Regions from separate parts of the Homo sapiens genome. Here region 2 is linked to region 1. A link is a contact called in ENCODE Hi-C or POLR2A ChIA-PET data. All regions are on one chromosome and are shown on one strand. The core of a region is the stretch at or near the end of the contact, and the rest is flanking DNA. Distances in the headings are between cores, read along the strand shown.

Region 1 (4,147 bases), core at 1,083-3,582:
CGCTGTCTCTACTAAAAATACAAAAAATTAGCTGGGCGTGGTGGCAGGCGCCTGTAGTCCCACCTACTCAGGAGGCTGAGGCAGGAGAATGGCGTGAACCCGGAAGATGGAGCTTGCAGTGAGCCGAGATCATGCCACTGCACTCCAAACTGGATGACAGAGCGAGACTCCATCTCAAAAAAAAAAAAAAGCAGGAATCCAAAGGACAATATGCATAATATTTATTTATTTTTAGCAGATGTGGGAATATCTCCCTCATGCCAAGCCTTATCTAAGGCTACAGGTGTGAATAAGGTTCCTGATCTCAAGACGCTTTCAGCCTAGAAAAGAGGTTTAGAAATATACTCCAATAATGGCAACATATATGGTGCCATGGACAGAGTTACAGAACAAACTGCTAGGGGAATTCATAGAGAAAATGTTCAAGAGAACATTTCTCACTGGACGTAGTAGGCAGAATTCTAAGGTAGCTTCCTAGATTAACCTTCATGTACACCTTCTGCATAGTCCCTGGGACAGTGGCTATGATGAATTTTACTCCTGTGATTAGGGTATGTGATGTGGCACAGGTGATCTTAAAGTAGGAAGATTATCTAGGTGGGTCTGACCTAATTACAAGTCTTTTAAAAGCTCATAGTGTTCTCTGACTGGTTGAAGAAGGGAAATCAGAGATATTTAAAGAATGAGAGGGAGTGACATGAGAAAGGTTCTCTGTTGATGAGATAAAAGGGATCACGTGGCAAGGACCTGAGAGTGGTCCCCAACAGAGAGCTGGCAAAACAGTGTAGCTGTGGGATCCTAGTCCTACAGGGACATGAATTCTGCCAACAGCCCGAAGGAGCCTGGGGCAGACCTTTCCCTCGTGGAGGTGCTAGACATCTTGATTTCAGCCTATGACACCACGAGCAGAAAACCCAGCCACACCATGCCAGTTTTCCGACCTACACAACTGTGAGTAAATCAATGGGTGTTGCTTTAAGCTGCAAAATTTGTGCCAATTTGTTATGCAGGAATAGAAAACTAATATGAGCACTTACAACACTGTGCTCTCATTAGCTATTGACATAATAGTTTCCCCAAATATGGGCTCCTTAGATTTAGGCTCTAATTATCCTTGTAACCTCAGGGCTCTTCATGAGACAGGTACTCCCCAAAACGCCATGGAATGAAAGTTTAAATTAGACAACAGGGATGCAGATCAGAACCTGGATAGATTCTGACCATTTCCATTTCTCAAGAATGGGCAGACGGATACTGACACCAATACCAGGATACAAGGAGGCGGCCCCCCTTCAGTCCAAAGCTCTAAGACCTATTCTAGAGGCAAGGCAAGTAATCCAGGCTCAGCTGCCCCATCTGCTGCTCCAGCCTTGCTTAAGTGGACTTCCCTCCAAGGAACATTGTTCACAGAAGGATCATTAACAAGACATTCCTGTGTGACCTGAGGATTGCCATGTTCTAAATGATGCCCACACCCACTCCACATCCAGCTCAGCAGAGGTCTCGGGATTTATATTGCACTGTATTTTCAAGCAGCCAAAACAGAAGTCAAGACGTCAGTTTCCTAAGCTGCTAAAATGATGTGGTGGTTAAACCAATTGTGTGCCAGGCGCAGTGGCTCACGCCTGTAGTCCCAGCGCTTTGGGAGGCTGACGCAGGAGGATCACTTGAGCCCAGTAATTTGAGGTTACAGTGAGCTATGATGGCGCCACTGCACTCCGACCTTGGGGACAAAGTGAGGCTCCATCTCTAACAAAACAAAAATAGAATTGTGTAGCCAACATGGCTGGTGGGCCTGGAAGAATGAGCCTGTGCATTGTACCTGGCCCATCACGGGCTCAGTGCGTACTCGTTGAAGGGATCACCACAGGGAGGACCGAGGACGCTGACACTCCCTAGGGCATCCAAGCACCAACTCATCTCTCACCTACCCTCCGGGTGCAGTGCTATCGTGTTGGAGAAGAGGCCCCTGGGTGGCTGTGCGAAGTAACTCGCCCAAGGTCACCACACGGCCAGCCACTAGCCCGGCGGGAGTCGCCCGAGGCGAGGCCCACGTCAGCCGGTCTTGGGGGCCCGACCGGTGGCTCCTCCACCAGCCCCACGCGGCCTCAGAGCGGGCTACTGGCGTCCTCGAGATTCGAACCCGAGTCCTCGGCCTCGTCCCCGCCCTCGCGCCCTCTCAGGCCTCAGTTTTCCCATCTACAGGACGCAGACCGGAGAGCTGGTCCGGGCGCCAACTGGGCCCCCGGACCCGGGTCGGCAGGCCGGCGGGGTACGGCCGGGCCGGGTTCCCGCGCGCCCTCCCTCCTCCAGCGCGCCGCCCCGCCCCCCGCGCGAGCCCAACGGCCGAGGCGCGCGCCACCTCGCAGCGGGAGGCGCGGGGGAGGGGCCGGGGGAGCCCCCGCCCCGCCCCCCGCCTCAGCCGCCACCGCCAGCTCGGTGGAGCCCCCCGCCGCCCGCCCGCCGCTCTCCCGAGCCGCCCGCCCGCCCCCTTCCCGCGTCTCCGCTCCCTCCCTGCGCAGCGGAAACATGGCGGCGGGAAGAGAGTGAGCCGCCCCGCGCCCCCGCCGCGCCCTCAGGTAAGCGCCTCGCGGCCGCCTCCGCCCGCCTAAGAGCTCGTGCCCTGAGGGGCCGCCTGGGGCCAGAAGGCGGTGGCGGGACCTGCGCAGCCGCTGCGCCTGCTCCCCCGGGCCGGGGTCAGCCTGTCCGTCTGTCTGGCCGGCCTGCCAGTCTGTGGTCCGCGCGGGGCTGGGCCCTTTCTCGGCCGTGTCAGCCCGGCCCCGAGCCCGGAGGCCGGCTCTGCATCTGCGGTCGGGCGGGCGGGGCCCACGGTCCGGTCGCGGCCCTGACGCCGCCAGGACTGCCCGGGGGCCCCGGCACGGGAAACCCAAGGCCGGGGGCCCTTTGGAGGGTCGGCGTGGGGGCGGTCCGTATAGGTCGCCGTGTCTGGCCGGCGGGGCCGGGTGGGCCGGGGCAGGCTGGCTGGGGGCCGAGGGCCGGGCGGCGGCGCGACCCCGTCTGCGCGGGTCAGTCGGTCCCCTCCGGCGCCAGAGGTGGGAATGCCTGTGATTCTGGCTGGCCGGGTCCCGGTTCGGGGAAGGCAGAGACAGAGGTCGACGGGGCGGCGTGGCCCCCACCGAGAGCTGGGGCGCCTAGGGCCCGGAGCTGTCAGCAGCGTCCTGGGGGCTGGGCCCCGGCTGGCCGACTCACGTGTGCCGCCTGCCCCAGTGCCCCGCCGGAAACGGGCAGGGAGAGCGGCCCCGCACCGAAGTGAGCCACAGCGGCCCTGGGGGCCAGACACGTGGGCACAGTTGTGTGCCAGCCCGAGAGCATCGAAAGTGGTATCCAGCCGATGGGTGAACCCCGGAATATCTCCTGACTGGAAGAGAATTTAAAAGTCATCTAGGGGCGCTTTCTCCCATCCCATGCCAAAGTGACTTTGAAAATCCCCAAATCCCCCCGATAATTTGACGAGCCCGTTTGGAACCTCTTCCAGTGATCCGAAGCGAATCTCTTTAAAGGAAACCCATTCTGTTCCTGGACACATTTGGTTATAAGTTGAAAGAAACAGCTGGCTCCCATCCTTCCTAGTTCTTTTCCCTTATGGGAAGCTGTTAAGATATCTGAAGATAGTAATCATGTCCCCTGAGTCTTCACTTCCACTTTCTTCAGTTGTCTCTCATCTGCTGTGGTTCTCTAAACTGTCCTCTGGATGAGCTTTAGTTTCCCCCATCCCCTTAAAGGAGAGTTTCTTAAAAGTGATCCTGGAGACAAAACGTAGTAAGTTTCTCTAAGAAACAGCCCCAAGGATTGACCTGCTTAAATCAAAAGTACTCTAGATTCCCTTCCTCATTTCTGTACTGTATTTTGAACTTAAAAAAAAAAAAAAAAGAAAACATTTAGTAGTGTTTGTTCAAACAAACTAAAAGACATCTTATTTTGTGGAAATTTGGGGGTTTCCTTCCTTTTAAAAAATGTCTATAAACACTTTATCAAATGTTGCTAACTAATGTACATCAAAATGTTTTGTTGAAGTGTAATGTGCCAGGCAAATAGAATAGCTCTTTTTTTTTTTTTAAACTCTGAAAAGGATTGAGACCTAGTTTAGTGCCAAACTGCAATTTTAATATTTGGTTGCAGAGGGAAA
Region 2 (4,128 bases), core at 1,423-3,922, 420 kb before region 1:
TGGGGCTGATAGGAAGGAACTGGCACCTGGTACCACCTGCCTTTCAGATACATGGTGGGAAAGGTGTCCTGCACCTCAACTCTGCCTTTCTGCAGACTGGTGGAGGCCTGGTCTGCAGGTGGGGGCTCACAGAGTAGAGTCGAGGTCAGGCTGGTAGCCTCGAAGCAGGGCTGTCTGCCCCCACCTTCTTTCTCTGAGCTCTGAGGCTGGAGTCCTGAAGACCTTCTGGCTTCCAGTGAGAATTGGCACCAGAACTGAGGTGGGGGCTGAGTCTTGAAGTGGGGACAGATGGTTGTGGGAGGAGCTAGGTGAGGGCTCCCCAGCTGACACTCCTGGCCTGGGGAATGACTACCGCTGGAAAGGCCTGCATGGCTTGGAAGGCTCAGGGGCATCCAGTCTGACTGTGTCTGGTACAATGAAAGGGCTTGACAAATTGCATTTTCCTTCATCCTTCCCCTCCACCTCATTAGGGCCAGCTCAGGACTCCGTGTTTTGGGGGGTTGGCATGGGGATATCCCAGGCTCCCTGATGGCTGCAGAGGAGTTTGTCAAGAGAAAGGAGGAGACAAATCCCAAGCCATCCCAGTCTCCTGAGCATTCAAGCCAGTCTAGCTGAGAACCCCGCCTTTCATCCCAGCCCCCAGCCAGGGACCCTAGGACATCAGCCACTGTTCTGGGTTGGGTAAATTCTCCCCCGTCCTCTGGTTAGTTTGTCTTAGGATTTGCCCCTCAGGACCATTCATTCACTTAACAAACATTTGTAAACTTATCAGTCCTGGGAGGGGAGAGGGATCAAGATGGAAAGTTCCCTGAAGCTCCCAGTCTGAGGAAGAGGAGGCCCCCAATAACTGACTTCAATGTGAGGTGATGGGCAAGTCTGTAGAGGCAGGAACTATTGAGTTGCCTGTGGCATCATGGAAGGTGACCAAATCCATTGGGAGGGTCCCTTGAGGCCAGGCCACCTCTCAAAGGGGAGGAGGATGTCATTCAACTTGGGGCAGGAGCAAGGCTGTCATCTGAGCCTGTGTGTGTGAATGATAGAAAGTCACCCCTCAGGGCATATGAATTATAACAAGGCACCCACCTCCTCTGCCTGGAGTTGCTTTCAGACAGAAAACGGGAAGCAGGACAGTGGGGGCAGGGCAGGAGTGGAGTGAGGAGCAGGAATCTGTCCCAGGGGGCACCCCACCCCAGTTGCCCTGCTCAAGAGAAGGACCTGTATCAAGGGCAGGCTTGGATTCAGGGTGTGAAGGACAGCTGGAGGGGGTGGAGAAGACATTTCAAAGGGAAAGCCTGTATGAAGACCTCAAGAAGTGGAAACTGGTGCAAAGTGGTGCGTGTTGGGGGTGGTGGCTGGGCAAATGGCAGGATGGGCTGAGCTCTGGGAGATGCAGCTGGTCCGTGGGGCCTTGCATGCCAGATCAGGAAGTGTGGTCCTTCCCTTTGGGGCTTTGTCAGAAGGAGGATGACCCAATTAGAGCTGGGATTGGGCCCTGGGAGCTGATGGAAGTTGAGAGAGACTGGGGTGGTGGTGATCCACAGAACAGCTGGGCAGCTTGGCAGCTGGTCAGTGGGTTTGCAATCGTGTACGTGAGTGTGCAGACCCATGTCCAGCTGCAATCACACCTGCCTTGACTCTCTGCAAGCCCTGGAGCCATAGCTTCCTCCTCTCTGCCCCTAGGAATGTAGTGCCTCTTAGAAGGTGGGGGTTCCCTCCATTAAAGCTGGGGGTCTGGGAGGAGTCTATTTGCTCTGATCTGGCTTTGGAGGAAGGGTGGCAGCTCTATCAGAGGCTGTTGTATAAAGGCACACAAATGCCCAAGGTCACTAATCCGCCCTTTGGGCCTAGAGAAGTTGAGGGCATGACTTTGGAGCCAGAGGAAACCTGGAGCCTCCAAGGATCCCCCTGGAAACTTGGGTCAGCATAGTGCTTAGTTCCCCTGTGGGGCCTCAAACTTTCATGACCCTGAAAGGGAGTGCTTGGTTAAATTCTGCATCCTAGGCACTTAACTTACCTCACTCTAGTCCTGGCTTAACCCCACTCTACACCCCCGACCCCCAGCTCCATTGTCTCCTCCTGAGGCTGTTCCTGGAGTCAGCCAAACCCAGGGCCAGCCCTGGTTCCACTGTGGCAGAGGGTTGACCTCTGCCAAATAACCTCTGGTGGGCATCAGTGAAATAACAGATCACGGAGAGAGATCTCAGGGTCCTGGCCTTCCCGCAGACCTGTGGAGGCCTGGCTGGGAACTGGCTCAAGTGTGCTTGATCCTGGCCAGAGCAAGGACCAGAGTGACTCAGGCCCAAATCCCGAGATCCAGCAGCTTCTGGTAAAGTCAAGCCATTGGGAAGCCCCGGGGTGTCCCCCGCCCCCACCCCAGGCCTGAGCCCAGGGAGGCCCTGGCAGGCCCGCCCCGCCCAGAGCTCATTAAAGCGGATTCCCGCCTGGGGAGGCGCGGGCTTCCCGGAGCCCGGCTGGCACCCAGGGGGAAGGCGGGGAGCGCACACTTTGGGGACGGCGATGGACTCCCGCTGGGCCCGGGTGCGACCAAGGCGTGGCGCAGAGTGGCAGGGCCCCGGCGGCGGCGACAGGGGCTTCCCTGTCTGCCCTCCCTAGAGGGCCCAGGAGGAAAAGACAGCGCCGGAGCCGGGGCGGGCGCGGAGGGAGGGGCGGCGCCCGGAGTGACACGGCCTGTCACCGAGGAGGCCGGCGCGCAGACCCTCCCCGCGGCCGCCGGCAGCCAGGGATTCCCCGGGCGAGGAGACCCTCCCCTGGCAGCCGCCAGCCGCGCCCGGGCCCATCTGCGACCCCGGCCGCGAAGGCATCCCGGGGTGGCCAGCAGTGAGGCCGAGCGGACGGGAGAGGCGCCCCGGGCCGGCGGCGGGGTCCCCGTGCTCGGCGACAGGAAACTCTGGGGAGTGAATGGAAAGAAGTGGGTGGTCCGGCCCCTGCGACTTCCCCTGACATCACTGCCCAAATAAGGAGCTTCCAAGCGGCCGCGGGGCGGCCCGGAGCCGCGCCCGCCGCCGGCGCCCGCCCGCCAGCCCGCCCCGCGCCCACCCCGCGCCGCGTGGGCCGCCAGCGAGCGCCTGGGGCACCGCCGGGCGGAGCCGAGCCGGGCGGAGCCGAGCGCGCGGGCGCTGCCGAGCCGCGCGGAGGCCGGGCGCGCAGCCCAGCGCAGCCCAGTCCAGCGCGGCGCAGCCCAGCCCAGAGCAGCGGAGCCTCGGCCGCCCGCAGGTAAGCAACGAGCGCCCCGCGCGCCGCGCCCCCGCCGCGGCCTGGCAGCCCAGGGACCGGGCACCGCCGAGCGGGCGGCAGAGGGACCGGAGGGAGCCGCGTCGGTGGGAGAGGGCTGGGCGCGGGCGCGCTTGCAGTAGTGCGTCGGTGCCAACTCCCGGGACCCTTGGAGTGAGGGGCCCCGGCTTCTTCGCAGCCTGCGGTGGCCTGATGCACGCGCTCTCAGCCAGCGTTTTCCAGACACTACTTCTGTCACCACCCTAGGGCGACACAAGCGTTCCCGCGTTCACACACTTCTCTGGCACACTCGCGCCTGGCACGGCCGTTGGCGTGCACAGCCTCCTGTGTCCAGCGCAGACTCTCACCCCGGCGCGGCGCTCACCCCTCGCACCCACGCATACCGTGGGACACGGCACACCCGGCGGGAGCTGCTGAATGGGTTTGGCAGCCCTAGCTTCCCCCAAGGCCATGCAGTTTCAGTCTGTCAGAGCCCACCAGCCTGGGGCTCCTCGGGGCTCATTGGGAGTGAGTTAAACTAGCATTGCTCTGGATCCTCCGAGGAGCCCCTCCTCCCGGCATAATGACAGCTGGCACTGGGGGTACATCCTAGCGGGTTGTACCTGGCATGGTCAGGAGGGTGTGGCGACTGGGAGAGATCTACTCCCACTTCACAGCCTGGATGTTTCCAGAGCGGCTTCTACTCCAGGGGCATTTCTGAGAGCACCCTCCCCAACCCCCCTTAATCAGAGCAGGGTGCTTGGGCTTCAGACAGAAGTGGTGGTGGCTGCAAAACAGGTGCAGATAGCATCAGCCTTGGCATCTTGCAGGGATCTCTGCATAGTGGCCACAGTTGTTTATCTATAAAAATATAATGTATTGATTGATGTTTCATCA

The links. Hi-C counts contacts between places; a loop is a spot of excess contacts on that map. ChIA-PET counts read pairs that join two places held with the same protein, here RNA polymerase II (POLR2A). Pooled maps may share reads with other maps.
Region 2: a pooled map shows a loop between it and region 1 (2.0-fold over the local background). The contact joins the enhancer-like site here to the promoter of SCMH1 in region 1. A Hi-C loop is called at or near these places in 3 of 50 pooled maps. POLR2A ChIA-PET finds 5 or more read pairs at or near these places in 2 of 52 experiments (CD4-positive, alpha-beta T cell and HEK293).

Annotation. Positions count from the first base shown.
Region 1 is chr1:41,240,491-41,244,637 of GRCh38, reverse strand. It overlaps SCMH1 (Scm polycomb group protein homolog 1), which reads left to right and starts at 2,332. Exons shown (of 16, transcript NM_001394311.1): 1 at 2,332-2,579. SCMH1-DT (SCMH1 divergent transcript) reads right to left here and starts at 2,280. Exons shown (of 3, transcript NR_186015.1): 1 at 1,932-2,280. RefSeq lists silencers at 2,022-2,421, 2,462-3,011, 3,112-3,271 and an enhancer at 3,592-3,771.
Region 2 is chr1:41,661,240-41,665,367 of GRCh38, reverse strand. All of the region lies in intron 2 of HIVEP3 (HIVEP zinc finger 3), which reads left to right. Among named protein-coding and RNA genes, the nearest start is that of EDN2, 180 kb to the right of the region's middle. RefSeq lists a silencer at 2,386-3,265. Within about 2 kb of position 2,672, at least 31 of the 41 ENCODE cell types and tissues checked have a DNase peak (open chromatin) inside an H3K27ac peak, as active enhancers do; they include CD4-positive, alpha-beta T cell, where a contact is called at or near this core.